Regions from separate parts of the Homo sapiens genome. Here regions 1 and 2 are each linked to region 3. A link is a loop called in an ENCODE intact Hi-C map of the cell type or tissue named here. Cell type or tissue: B cell. All regions are shown on one strand.

Region 1 (5,000 bases), 280 kb after region 3:
GAAGAGAGGGCTGCTGTGCTAGTCCATCATCTTCTCATGAAAGGTCACTGGTGTCGTTTCTCCAGTAACTTCTGGAAAGATGAGCAAGCATACCAGAGAGGTCCTCTAAACACAGCACACAAACCTTCACTTTTGGAGGAAGGTTCGTCTTTCCCCTGCTTTGCTGGCAGTACATGGTGTTTCAGCAAGACTGCCACCCCAAAAAGGCTTGTATGGTGAGTTTAAGAACCATGACGGGCTAAATCTTCCTATGGCACTGCTCTGATTATGTATCTCACCAGCCATGACCCCTTTAAAGGGCTCCCAGTTGCCTACTTATTTGGTTAAAATCCACTAGCAAGTTAGACCCTTCTCACCTCTAACTGCTCCTTTGGAAAACATTCCAGGATTCCCTCACACCAAGTAGCCTCCCCCATAACATGTTCCTATGGCACTCTCAACTTCCCACCCTTCACACCCTCATGATTTCTTAAGTATTTGTTTAATGTCACCAGAGCTAGACTGCTCAACCCTGTGTTGGTGGGGACCAGGTCTTTTTGTTCACATATCCAGAACAGTGGCTGACACTGAGTAAGTCCTCAAATATTTGTGACTCACCCAGTGACTGACCAACTTACTTACTATTCTGGTCCTAACTTAACCTTTTCAGCTTCCTCTCCTGATTCTCCCATACATACACCTATGTTCCATCCAAATCTACCATTCCCTAACAACTGTCTTTACTTTTCCTCCTCTGTAACTGTTCATGCTCTTCCTTCTTCTTGGATAATGGACATTATTTTCATCCCAAATAAGGACAACCAAAAACTGAGAAGACAGAAGAAATTTTTTATTGATGTATAATTTCACATACCATAAAATCCACCTGTAGTTTTTAGTATATTCACAAGTTTGAGCAGCCATCACCATTATCTAATTCCAGAATATTTTCATCACCCCAAAAAGAAGCTCTGTACCCATTAGCTATTGTTCCCAACTCCTCTCCTCCCCCAGCTCCTGACAACCACTAATCTACTTTTTGTCTCTATGGATTTACCTATTCTAGATATTTAATTTAAATGGGATTATATAATATGTTGCCATTTATGTCTGGCTTTTTTCACTTAGCATGATATTTTCAAGGCTCACCCATGTTGTAGCATGTATCAGTACTTCATTCCTCTTTATGGCTAAATAATATTCCATATGTGTTGATATGCCACATTTTATTTATTCATTCATCAATTAGTGGACATTTAGGTTGTTTCTATTTCTGGTTATTATGAATGATGCTGCTATAAATATTTGCATATAATTATTTGTGTAAACATGTGTTTTCAATTATCTTGGTTATATACCTAAAAACAAAATTTCTGGGTCATAGGTAACTCTATATTTAACTTTTTGAAAAACTGCCAAATTGTTTTTCTAAAGTAGCTGTACCATTTTTACCTCTCTACCTGCAATGTAAGAGGATTTCAGTTTCTCTACATCCTTGCCAACACATGATATTATCTGATGATGATGATGATCATGATGACAATTGCCATTCTAGTGAATGTGAAGTAGTATCTCATTGTGGTTTTCATTTGTATTTTTCTGATGGCTAATGATGTTGAGCATATTTTCATGTGCTTATTGGCCTGTTTTATATTTTGTTTGGATACATGTTTATTCAAATCCTTTGCCTATTTTTAACTGTATTTTTTTATTGTTGAATTGTAAAAGTTCTTTACATATTCTAGATTCTTATCAGACATATAATTTATAAATATTTTCTACCATTCTATGGGTTGTCTGTTTGCTTTCTTGATAGTGTCCCTGAAACACAAAAGTTGAATTTTTGATGACGTTCAGTTTATTCTTTGGTTGCTTGGGCTTCAGGTGCCATATCTAAGAAATCATTGGCCAAACTAAGGTCACAAAAATTATGTCTTTGAGGATGTTGCCTTCTAAGAGTTTTATAGTTTTAGCTATTACAGTTAGGTCTTTGACCAATTTTATGTTAACTTTTGTATTTAGTGAGAGTCAGAGGGTCCAGATGGATACTTTTGCATGTGGATATCCACTTATCTCACCACACTTGTGGAAAGATTATTCTTTCCCCATTGAATATCTTGGAAAGAAGAAACATTTTTAAGACAATCTTGACCAAACAGTCTGGCCCTGATTAAAAAAAATAATAATAAAACAGCCACCACAGTCTGAGGTATGACAGTCAAGACTGCAGAGATTGGCTGGAATATTTTGTTCCTACCTACGATGTGAAAATTCCATGAGAAGCATCTCAGCCCACCTCTCCTATATATATATTAGTAGGTTTTAACCTTGTTTAGAGTAACTTATCCAATGAGATTGTGGGCTTTTTAATATACATAGTAATATTCTGCTTAAAATGTTAAAAAGTTCACAGACACCCTCAAACAAAAATCCTATCCACAGATCTTTGGTTAAGAATCCCTGCTCTACTCTCCTTCCCACAGAGTTCTACCATTGCCAAGGCTGAAGCGACACCCCTCAGTGCAGCTGACTCACTTTGTGTTCTATTTATTTGTTTGTGTGTAGCCCTGATCTCTCCTTTAAGCTCCACAGTGCCACCTAACTCCTAGATATGTGTACCTTGTGCCCAGGCATCTCCAGCTCAACACATTCAGCTCATCATCTTCCCTCCCCCCACCCAGCTCATACCCCCACTTCCCTTTTTCTGGTCACAGTGCTGTTCTTCCCATCACGCAGGCTCAAATCTCAAAGTCATCTTCACTTCTTCTTCCTCTCACCACCCCTCCCCCAACAGCTAATTCAGTCTCCAGGTTTATATAGTTGTTCCTTTAGCCTAACCACCTGTCAGTACCCTGCCTAGTCCAAGCTCCTATTCTGAGGCCTGGGCTGATGCAACAGATGTCTCTGGCCTTGCTCATTTCTTGCCTTTGGGTTCTATACTTTCTAATTTATTTGAGTGCCAGACTTAACAGGTGAAAGGATAGTTCTGAGCATTTCCCTCTCTGGCTCAGAAAATCTTAATGGCTTGTCGTGGTCCTCTAAATGCAGTGCAAACCCAACTGGTCAGAAGTCCAAGAGCTTCCATTCTCTGACTGCAGCCAACCACCTGGCTTCATCTCCCGACTCTCCCCAGACTCCATGTCCCAGCCAGTAGTGGCACCAGTGACATTATTTGCACCATCATGCCACTTACCTTCACTCACTGCCCTGCCACCATTCTTGGCAAGCTAACCCTGCTGTGCCTTCAAGCCCAGCCCACTGTGATTGCCTCTATGAGGACTTTCCTGATTGCTGCAGGAGGACTCACTCATCTCTCATAGTAATTTACTTATTTTTATGTGACTTTTGCCATTATTGTGCATCTGACACCTCTCTTAGCACACAGCAAAATGCCTTGAGCAAAATGCTTCCTTAATGAATATTGGTCACATTCAGCAGTGATTCTCATAAGGGAATGTGAATCAGAATCACTTGGGGAACTTTTCAAAATACCCCACTTTGGGACCCAGACCTCAATATTTGAAAAGTTTCCACTGATGATTCTGATGTGCATCACTAATTTGACTACTTGTCAAATTAACAAATGATGGTAAAAAATATACTGAACATCTACTATGGGCCAGGCACTGCATATGCATTATCTCATTTAATCCTCACAGAAACTCTGGGGTGGGGTGGGGGAGGTGGTATTATTATTTGTCCATTCTTCAGATGACGAAACTTGCGCTTAAAGAAACTAAATGCTTTGCCTTAGGTGGGTCATGTATAAATAAATGAAGTAAGTGAAATGAAGGTCTCTAAAGGTCACTTACAATCTATTTGAGAAATTTAACAGTAATTTCCCAAGAAAATCTATGTTCAGATTTAATAATTTTGAGCTGGTTTCTCATTTTCTTAGCTTTGTGACCTTAGACAAATTACTTGCCCTATCTGAGCATGTTTCCTCTTCTGCGGAATGAGCATTATACCTACTATTATTGTAAGGTAGAAGGAAGGATTCAGTGAGTTACAATATGTAAAGTACTAAGTGCCTACACACAGTAAACGCTCAATAGGTTAAGCTATAACTATCATTATAACTATTTTTATTCCAAAATATGCACCAACCCAAGGTATTTCTTCTTAGCTGCAGTCAGCAATGGGGGCTGAGGGTCAGGAGGACTTAAGTAGGTCACTCGCAAGGCTGACTCTCAGTGTTCAGAGCCGGTCTTATAGGTGGGGCAGAATTAATAAATAGATTTTTACTGAGGATTTCTAGGTGTCAGGCATTGGATAAAGAGGTGAATAGAGATAGGGTCCCTACCCTCAGAGAGATTACAATTTTTTGATACTGAGACAAGGGCCACTCCACCCATGGGGGAGTTTGCCCATTGGCTTGGAGGCCTGTAGGTTCTTGGGGAACCACCTGTGTCAAGACTGTTTCCCTCTGAACTTAGGAGTGTCCCATTTCCACTGCGTAACATTCCCCTCCAAGACAGCAAGGGCAGCAAGAAACACAGAGAGACTTTGGGGTTTCATTACTTCTACCACTGCCTGGAATCTCGTAGCTTTCAAACTTCCCTTTGACATTAACCAAACATGGTCTAGTTCTGCTTTCTCTCCTTCCTAAATGCACTCTAGGGTGGGGAAAGGGGGTGATCTTAAATGACTGCAATGTGTTCTTCTGCAGCAAGAACACAGGCATATGAAATATTTCAGTTATTGCAGCCTGCATTGGACTACAAGTGTTATTTTAACTCTTGAAATTGCACAGCGTTTTTTGGATTAGCAGTGTTCTTTCACATACACCCAGTGAGGTAGACATTATTACTCTCTGTATAGAAATTAAGAAACTGAGTCTCAAAGAGTTTTTGTAACTTACCCAATGCCACAGCTAATGAACCTATTTGACATGAAACTTTTGGGGAGGTTCTTTTAAAGGGAAAAGAGTGTGGGTGGAGGTTGAAAAGGGAATCTTTTGCCTCCCCTCTTTTTCCCATTTCTTGCCTAAAATTCAGACATTATGGCTATCGTGCAAGCAG
Region 2 (5,000 bases), 120 kb after region 3:
TGGGATATTTTTTGTGATATAATGTTAAGAGAAAACCCACAATATGTAATGCTAAGTCAAGAATACAGGATGCTTGTCATTTCTAAAAAACATCAAGTGAGTATAACATGCATTTATGTGTGTACATATATTAAGACCAAAAGAAATATTCAATGTCTTCAAGGTGGTGGGATTTTAAAAAATTTTCATTTCTTTCTTTATATTTTTTCTGTATTTTCACAATGAGCAGTCAGGCAGCCAATTGGCCTTGTGTTGAGGTGCTCCAGAGGGCAGAACCAAGACTAGCAGCAGTAGGAAAGTGATTGAAGCTAATATCAGTAAGAAATTTCCAATAAGCAGAGCTTTTCAATGTGGAGCAGACCTCTGGGAGTTTCTTTCTGCCAGCCCAAAATGTTTCCAGCAGAGGCTGGGTGACCACCATCCACAGTGATCCACAGTGGGGAGAGGTCACAAGAACAGTGCATCCCAACCCTGGCTGGGCCACAGCATCACCCGAGGGAGGATAGAATGCAGATTCCTGGGCCATGAACCCTATCTACCTGGATTGAAACTCCAGGGCTGGGGTCTAGGGATATGTATTTGCCTTAAACTTCCCCAAGGAATTCTAAAGCAGCGAGACAAAGTTTCTACACCTGAGAATCCCTAGATTAGAGACTTTCAAGGCAGCTTCCAACTTGGAGATTCAAAGCAATTTTGCAATTCAAAGGTCTAGAGACTATTTGAGTATCTATCTTAAAAAAACGAAGACAACAGTATAGATGCAAAGGGAGGCACGGCTGGGGTTGAAGGATGGAATCATTTGAAGATCAATACTTTTTCATTCATTTATTTATTCAACCACCAATGACCAAGAGCCTGTGCTGTACCAAGTTCTTCATGTAAAGCACTTGGGATATGTTAGGGATCAAAACCGTTTCCTGCCCTCATAATGGTCACATTTAGGTCAGGTTAACATAAAACGTAGATTCTTGGGCCCAGGAATGACTGAATTAGAATCCCTGGAGAGGGACCCAAGAATCCATATTCTATAAATGTTCCCAAGGTGCTGCCTGTATACACTAATGCAATGTTGTTTTTCAAAATATGGGCTTTGACTCATAAGTGGTTTGTTATAGTAATTTAGTGAGTCAAGAAGCTTTTTTAAAAAATTAAAATAACAGAAAAAAGAACAGGAAAAGGAAAGGAAAATTAGAATGCTGACACATGGAAACAGTAACTTGTTTCATAAAGCTTCTGTTTCTGTGCCCTGGGCCACAATGTAAACTGGGTTTCAGATGGAAAACCATTGCTAGAAAATATGATATATAAAATACATCACTGCTCTAGTCCTCTCTAACCCCTGCACGCAACAGTTCTGTTTTAGTCCAAATCTGGAGGTGAGATGCTGGGGCACACTGACCACCTTGAGGAGGGACAGGCTGTTCTGGGAATTTGACTCACTGGGAATATCCCTGCTATAATGCCACTTCCTTTTTCTTTTGGATTGAGCCTAGGGCTGCACTCTTGCACAGATGGTAAAGTCTCCAGCACATGTTGCATCATTTTCTCTGGTAGACATGACAGAGCACTGCACACTATCTGTCCTGGCCTTCGTGGCAGAGTTAGAGCCGCATACAGAAACGAACTCCTGGGACCCATTGCTTCCATTTGCTAGGCTGCTTTTTAGGGGAACAAGAGAGCAGGTCTTATACAACCAATTTTCCAGGCCAAGTCCTGGGTATTTGATTTGGGCCCTTCATATCAGGTCAAAACCATATGCAACCCATACTTGGCAACCAAGATGAAAGATACCAATTGTTTTAAATAAAAATGAAACCGGACGGGGTGAACAAACCCACATAAGACAAGCTGAAAAGTCCTCCCAGGCTCTCTGAGAACCCAAGAGCCTGCTGTGCTGAGCAGACCAGGGATGTTCCTGTGGTTTACTTGTTTGCTGTCACGGAAGTTTTGCTGTCACTAAGAAGAAAAATCCAAAGGCTAATTCAGCATAAATGGTCCCCTTGGCTGCACTGAGGGCAGTCACAGGTGAGTCATAAACAGTGTTGAAAAGTAGAGATCCACCCTAGAGGCCTGAGACATGCTGCTTTTATCTCCAGCTCAGAGCAAGAAAAATGTCTCAGAAGGAACTGAAAATGGAATTACTCAAACTGAAAACTGCTGTCCTCACCAGGAGGATTCCTTTCCTGACCCAAGTCTGGGAAGTGCCACTGGTAAACCCCCAGAAATGAATTTGCTCATCAGTGAAGGACAGAGCTAGATATTCTCAGATGTACCCAGTGACATTTTCGCAGCATTAGAAGCCAAGCCTCCTTCACCTCAAACCAAATCACTGAAATGCTTGATTCTGTGCAGCTGTGGTAGAAATGCCCTGTATCAAAGGCAGGCTCCAGTACCACAAGCCAAAGATAAATAACAGAGGAAATGATCAAGACCATGACCTCTTGATGACCCCCTGGAGCTAAATCTTTGCTAGACCTCAGAATATCAAACAGGCCACCAGCCCGCCAAGAGCAGTTCATGAACAGTGTGGAAGCCACCTCAGCCTGCGAGAGCCTGGCTCTCTAGAAACTTGAGACATCCCAAAGGAATTTCTTGTTTTATCCTCCCAAACAGGGGTTTGTTAATTCTTTCTTCAAGTGAAGAAACCCTTTCCAAATAAACGTACCCAGAAAAGGTATTTTCCATTTACTTGGAAGTTGGGGTTGTATGTATCTCTTGTCCGGTGGTGAACTATTAGTATTTTGAAAAGTGTGTTCTCCCACCAACTAGCAAAAAAAATGAAACAGAAATACAAGGGCCTTCTCCTACTGGAGATTTTGATTATAGATTCAAACAGGCAAACATTATGGAGTGTTTACTATTGGACAAGTATTGAGCTAAGTTCTCAGAGGATCCTGAGTGGAACCAGACTCAAGTTGCTCACAGAGGGAAACAGTGGGCAGCTGAAACTTAGGTTTCTTTCTCAAATCAGTGTCATAGCACCTGAAGGAAACTCTGGGCCACCACTTCGAGTTTAGGAACCCCTGAGGCACAAGACAGCAACTGAGGCTGAAGGGACCCAGTATCTAACAAGCAAGACTTGTCCCCTAAATTGCCTTTGGAGTGCCTGGCCTGAAGACTGAGGCAAGCCAGCTAAATCCTCAGAATAAAAGATGTGGAGAGCAGCCAGGAGACACCACCTGATGCTCAAGGAGAAGGAGATCTTGACTGCACTTGACCGCACTAGGAGTGCAAATAGGTCTAATTTGCGTCTCTTAGCTGCAAGACTCACCGTGGAGTACAAAGGTCGATCAACGGAGATTATAGGTAGAAATAAGTGTCATTGTTTCGTTTACTCCTCTCTCCTCTTGTCAAAGAGGGCCTCAAAGTTTAGAAGACTCATGTTCCCGGCTGGCTTAAAGAAATGACTCTTCTTCTCAGGGCTTTGTCAGAAATATGAAGGGTTTGGTTAGACAAGTGGATTTCAAACTGCACTATAAGCTGGGCGTGGTCACGCACGCCTGGAGTCCCAGCTACTCGGGAGGCTGAGAGAGGAGAACCACTTGAACCCAGGAGGCGGAGGTTATAATGAGACAAGATCTTGCCACTGCACTCCAGCCTGGGCAACAGAGCGAGACTCTGTCTCAAAAAATAATAATAATGATAAAACAAAATAACAAACTGTGCTATAGTCATAGAAGTTATATTCAAATAAAACCTTCTATTGTTGTGTACATAAATCAAGTCCAAAGAAGAGCAGCACTACAAGTTAAAGAAGGAACACATTGTATTCCTCTAAGGCCCCCTCAAAGCAGTGTAAGCCATGGATAAAGGAGACTTCTCAGGCCCCTGTTGCCCAATTCTGAAACCCTTTTTTAAAATGCCCCTCAGACATCCATGACTTCTGTCTTTGGCCTGTTGTGGGGCAGTCACCCAAATAATGGATCAAGACCTTGTAAACCCAGAGCCTCCTGTTTCAGCAGGAGTCAGTTAGGCCAGGCCCTAGTTTGATGATGGGTAAGAATGACGGCTCAGACCTGCCTAATATAGCTGTCACTTTGGTTTTTCTGCCAAAGCATCAAGCAAGCAGTGAAAAAACATGAAATTAGGGAGGGAGGACTAATAAAATAGTTTCATGCATAGGACCTCAGCTTAGTATACTAGCCCTATTTACATATAGACAACCTATTCTCAGGAATCTCATTGTAAATACTCCTTGATTCAGAGAAGTATCAGTTCATATCCACTCCCTGTGAATGCCAAACCAGGGCCCTGTGTATGAAAATATTTTATTCAATCTCATGGTTGTCAAATATGTTTAAAAGTGGCCAAAGAAGTCTGAAAGATTTGATGCACCTGCATTTTGCATTATATTGCTTTCTCCCCAAAGAGGATATGTCTCTTTGAGTTTCACTGATCTTTATTATAGATTCCAGCAATTTTCTGACTCTAGTGAACATTTGTTGATTGTCCCCCTAACATCAGGGCTTAACAGCCTTTCTTTCCAGAGGTTTTATTTGAGTAGGCTTCCTTTCACTACCCTCAGTCCGTGTGGCCTGGGGTGGGGCAAGCCACCATGTGCTGGAGTGGTCAGAACCCCTAAGCCTGAGTTAGTCAGTGCTTCATGTTGTATTGGCCACACCAACTGGTTCAGAGGTAAAATAAACTTGAAATAAATTCATTCTGTCAGACTGGGACTCAGAACATTGCAAGAGTTTCCCACTGGACTTGAAGCAAAAGATCTGAGCCAAAGCTGCTGGTAGCCATGCCACTCTGTGGGGCAAGTCTAGAGCTGCCAGGGTCCCCATAGGAAGGTCAAGAATAAAGTTAACACAGAGGATGGGAGAGCCAAGAGATGGAGATAAACTGAGACCTGATGGCATCATTTGAGCTCTGAATTCAGCCCTGGCCTGTCTGCCTGTAGGAATCAATAAGTTCTTCTTTCGCTTAAGCCATCCTGATTCATTTTTGAAACTGTCATTCTAGTGAGAGAGATATACAGCATGCAGGGGCCATGGAAT
Region 3 (5,000 bases):
CCTTGAACACTCCAGCAGGCAGTATGAAACTCTGCCTTCACTTTCACTTCCTGCCTCCATAGAGCCACAAGGTTAGGCAGAGTTGAGAATTTAGATCTTTCTCAGGTCTTAGCTGAGCATGCAGATAGCACTGAGTATGCTCACATCCCTACACATGAACTTGTACTTCTAGTTTCCCAGCATTATGTCTGTGCTTTTCAAATCATCCTGTGGACGTATCTTTCCACAGCTTCTCCTTTTAAGCTTTTGGTAAGCTGATTATTTGCTTCAACTCTTATGTACTGCCTCAGGCAACAGTGATGTGAAACAATTGCCACTCAGTCTTTTCTACAAATAATTGAAAATCATTTCTGTTAAGAAAAATATTCACATTGGGTGAACTCTAAGTCAAGTCACATAGAGACAATATTATGAGTGGAATATTTCAGGGAACCATCAGACAGGTCAAATAATGATAGTTCTCTGGAAATGGAGTTTGGAGAGAGCGCTAACCCTGTTCTATCCCCTCCGGGGGCTGCCAGACTGCCAGTGTTTATCATGATTGCAAGTTGTTGGTTTCCCAGGTTATTGCAGAGCTGGGGGCAGGGGAGGGAGAATGAGAAAAGAGCAGAGTAAAAGACAAAAAAGCTTAGTTTTTACTGACATTCAGCCATTTTTTTAAATAAAAGCTTACCTGATTTCTGCTAGTCTTTGATTAATTTCCAGAGTTCTGAAAAAGTTTACACTGACAATTTTTGCCAGTATTTTTATTGCTTGTATGGAGGAGAGGGTTTTCAGAGTCCCTTATTTTGCCATTTTCATTATCACCCCATGTCCTCTTTTAATAACAAATATTTTTAATAACATCTCTAACTATTCTAAAATGAAATTCATGGATAACATAACCTACCAAGACATTTTTTTGTTTTTTAGACGGAGTCTCGCTCTGTCGCCAGGCTGGAGTGCAGTGGCGCGACCTTGGCTTACTGCAACCTCCACCTCCTGGGTTCAAGCAATTCTCCTGCCTCAGCCTCCCAAGTAGCTGGGACTACAGGTGCCTACCACCATGCCCGGCTAATTTTTGTATTTTTAGTAGAGATGGGGTTTCACCATGTTGGCCAGGATGGTCTCGGCCTCTTGACCTTGTGATCCACCGGCCTCGGAACTCCCAAAGTGCTGGGATTACAGGCATGAGCCACTATTCCTGGCCAGTACACATTATTTTAAAATTACTAATATGATTGCCTAATTGTAATTTAAAGAAGAAGAAAGGAATATCATAATAATAATTGAAAATGCTTGGGGACAACTACACTGGAAGACATAATCAGACACACCTGTTTGTATAATCACTTTGAATTGGGATGTTACAAATTATTGCAGTTATATTTTCAGAGGATTCAAATGTCATATGTGCCATGGATATTGATATTATAATTTTCAAAAATGATTAACAATTCTCAGTAAGGTTCAAATGAAACAAAGTATAGTCTTCAGTTAGTTTACATTGGATTTGCATTTATGGGAAATTAGGTGTCTATTAAAACCATGAAAAGAAATATTTAATTTTTTATGTAAGATTGAATTTGGTCCTAGGCTTAAATCATTACATACAGATTTTTTAAAAATCTACATGAATAGTTGGTGGGACAGTAAAATCTAACATGATATGGAACTTCCCCTTACCTCCCTGACTACTACCCACTGAATGTCAGTTAACAGTCCCATAATAATTTATACTTTGAGACACCCTTCCCAAGAAAAATGGCCCTCATAAACTTCCAAAATATCCCCTAGAAGGCAGTACCATTCCTCTGAGAGCCACTGCTTTAGAAGAGCCAGCTGTTAGTTGTTTTTTGGCTTTGGGTTTTTTAAAATCTGAGGTGCACCAAGTTTCAAAGAAAGGTCCCCAATAAGAAAACCAACAAGCTGACTAAATGCATGTGTGCTATGGTCCCTGCTCACTACTCCTCTGCCCCACATTCCACCTTTCAGGAAGTTTGAGTACTGAAATAATACTAAATAATTTGCAGACACTTTGGGGGATTGGATGCTCAAACACTTTTTTCCCCTCTTTTATCTTATTTGGAATGAGAGTTTTATTTAGTGCATTCAGACGAACGAATATTAAAAACTTCCTTAGGTCCTCAAAGAAGGGCCTTGACATCTTTCCTTAGTGAGCTGGTCCAATGTTCTAAATCCTCTGAGCAGGATCCCTGTGGTGTGTGACCCAGATAGCGTCCCAGAGACTTTCACTTTATTTCCTTGTGAAGACACGTGAAAGCTGCTTTATCAAGGAGTCACTAAGTCTGGTCACAACACAGTTTCAAGGAACCAACACTGGGACACTTACCATTTTGATGATTTTATCAGCTTTGATGGTGAGCCTAATTACAAAAGTCCTATCAAATGAATATCCACTGGTTCTTGATAGACCACAACCAAATTGTATTTCCCCCTTGTGTTCCTAGCTATTTATGAATATTGTTGCAAATGCTGTAATTGCCATCACCTTCTTCTGACTTTCTCAATATAATACCTAATTAGTCAGTGTCAGTGTTGCCAGATGATATGAAATGCTGTGGCTTCTGGCCCTCATTTTCTAATGGATTTGGAATTGTATGTATTTATGTCATTGCTCTTCCTTTATAGCAACTACATGCCCTATCCCTGAATCTGTAAATATTCTGAGGCAGGTATATCTTGTAGTCCCCCAATAGCAAGAGTACCCTGCTTATAGTTTTTGGACATTTGTATTTAATGTTGCTCCTTTTATTTCTGTATGCATTCTCACTAGATAGGGCTTTAGCTTTAAAAACTGTGCGAATTTCATTCCACCAGAGGGCACCATGGTAAACTTCACTTTCAAAAGGATCCTTAACAACTCAGTTAAGAAATCCCTAAAAGGATCCTTAACAACTCAGTTAAGAAATCCCTAAAACCGAAATATTGAAACAAATGAATGTAATTAAAGCAGCAATACCTTTGACCAAGATATTTATTCCATCGTGACTTTTAAATCTCTATAGAATGATTCATTTTGCTAAGGGTATGTTAATCACTCTCAAGCACAACTTTGACAAATCAAAAATAGATAGCAGGCTTTATTATGGCCAATGTGTGAGCTCCACAGACTGTCAAAAAAAGAAAACAACAATAACAAAAAAAAACCCAGCACAGTTCTGTTAGGAGACATACCTCTCCTTTTCTGGCTCCAAAAGAGAATGAATGCTTTTTGAATCCTAGGAGGTAAACCAATATCGTAATTTCCTACATGCTACAAAATAGCCATCTTTAGTAAAGCTCCAATTTCAGGGTGGATTTTAATTGTTTACTACTAATAAACCTTGGGAGTTAATTTATACCATCCCTCAAGTCCCAACACAAACAGATTCCCTTTTCCAGAACTCATGGTGGCAAGATTCCATAGAACTCCCCAGATGATGGCAGCTACTATCAGAGCTCTCAACTCTGACAGGAATTAACAAATAACAGGTTACAAACAGGAAACACAGTGTCTCATATCCATGGCTCCACTGATGCATGGTACTATGTAACATGTAGGGTATGTTAATTCCCTGATATTTATTCACTTATTCATTCGACACATAGTTATTGAGTATCTCCTGTGTACCACGTTGTAAGCTCTGGGGATACAGTGATGAGGGCAATTGACCTGATCCTTGTCTTAATGGAGTTTGATTACTAGTAGGGGGAAGTCATATAAAAAGACGATGATAAACAAGGAATCAAATAAAAACATAAGTAATTTCAGTTTGAGAGGTCACAGAAAGTTAATAAAAAGGTTCTATGAGAATGAAGGGAACTCTCACACAGCTTGTGAGAGTAGGACTGTCTGTGTAGATAGCATGAGATAGGAGAAAGAGCTAGCCATGTGATAACATGGAGACAGGGACCAGCAAAATATTTAAGTCTCTTCAGCTGGAAAGACTGTGCTGTGTTCTGATAACAAAAAGGAGGCCTCCATAGCTAGAACAGTGAGTCCTAGGCAGAGTGAGGCAAATTAAACTGGGGCCAGATCCTGGGAAGGATTTTGAATTATTCTCAGGCATGTTTTAAGCAGGATGGCATAGTCCAGAGAATGGATTTCAAGGGAAGGAGGCAAGAGCTGGGGAAGACAGGGTGCCAGAAAGTATTGAAACCAAATAGCAAGTTATTGCAGTGGCTCAGAAGGAGAAAACAATGGTGATTATGGAGATGAACAGAGTAGCCTTATTCAAGGTGTGTTTTAGAAGTAGAATCTACAGGACTTGCTGATAAATTAAACATGGAAAGAAAATTAAGACAAAGATGACTTACAGGTTCTTAGCTTGAGCAACTGGGTGAATGGTTATGTTGTCGACTAAGCCTGAGGAAGGAACAGCTTTCAAGGATAGATGGAAGGAATAATTAGGTATCCAACTTCTACGTGTTAAATGAAAGGCGACTGTGATACACCCCAGGGAAATATATTCAGGACTGCCCTCTGAGCCCTCTAGACATAGGTTTCATTTGTACCACAACCATCTCCCCTTCCAAATACCCACAGAGATGTTTCCTATATCTATGTTTTCAAGGTGTGTGGTCGTGAAGAACAGGGAGCCCTTCACTCCTGTCTGCATTGCCCGCTAAACTACAGGCTGACGTGCCTTCTGATTTTCTTTTCTGCTGTCAGAGCATTTGCTTCCCTCTGTCCTACAGGACAACTCTAAATCATTATCTCCACAACACCTGCTCCATATCAAAAGTGTTAGATTTTTAGCCAGAAGACATGCACTATTTTTCTTACTAGCTGGGTGACCTGGGGCATGCCATTTAACTTCTGGGAGCCCTGCAGGTCTTTGTAAAGACAATATCAATGATTACATGTAAAAGCACTTTGTAAACTGTAAGCAGTTACGTAAATAGGCTTGTTATTCTCATTTTTGTCTCAGTCTCCACCACTGTAACAAATAATCTTCCTTTTTTTTTTTTTTTTTTTTTTGCTCTGTTCTCCTCGCTTTTCTTCTTGCGTGCTTCTT

What was found. Peaks named below come from ENCODE experiments on the same cell type or tissue, not always from the same donor. Only the 100,000 strongest peaks of a DNase experiment are listed, where the experiment ranks them.
Region 1: it touches region 3 in a loop (7-fold over the local background); 39 of 110 quality-filtered maps call a loop at or near these places.
Region 2: it touches region 3 in a loop (3-fold over the local background); 6 of 110 quality-filtered maps call a loop at or near these places.

Annotation. Positions count from the first base shown.
Region 1 is chr10:88,106,086-88,111,085 of GRCh38, reverse strand. No RefSeq gene overlaps it. Among named protein-coding and RNA genes, the nearest start is that of PTEN, 240 kb to the right of the region's middle. In B cell, a CTCF peak has its summit at 2,459; DNase peaks (open chromatin) are centred at 2,685 and 4,545; H3K4me3 peaks cover 1,260 bases; H3K27ac peaks cover 2,097 bases.
Region 2 is chr10:88,268,491-88,273,490 of GRCh38, reverse strand. The region is part of intron 1 of LOC101929727 (a long non-coding RNA gene); the gene reads right to left. It also overlaps a transcript of RNLS not described here. Among named protein-coding and RNA genes, the nearest start is that of RNLS, 310 kb to the left of the region's middle. RefSeq lists an enhancer at 1,841-1,890. In B cell, no CTCF peak of the experiment used is centred here; a DNase peak (open chromatin) is centred at 2,080; H3K27ac peaks cover 771 bases.
Region 3 is chr10:88,387,466-88,392,465 of GRCh38, reverse strand. The region is part of intron 4 of RNLS (renalase, FAD dependent amine oxidase); the gene reads left to right. Among named protein-coding and RNA genes, the nearest start is that of RNLS, 190 kb to the left of the region's middle. In B cell, CTCF peaks have their summits at 2,648 and 2,847 (motif pointing right); DNase peaks (open chromatin) are centred at 55, 2,825 and 4,525; H3K4me3 peaks cover 643 bases; H3K27ac peaks cover 2,957 bases.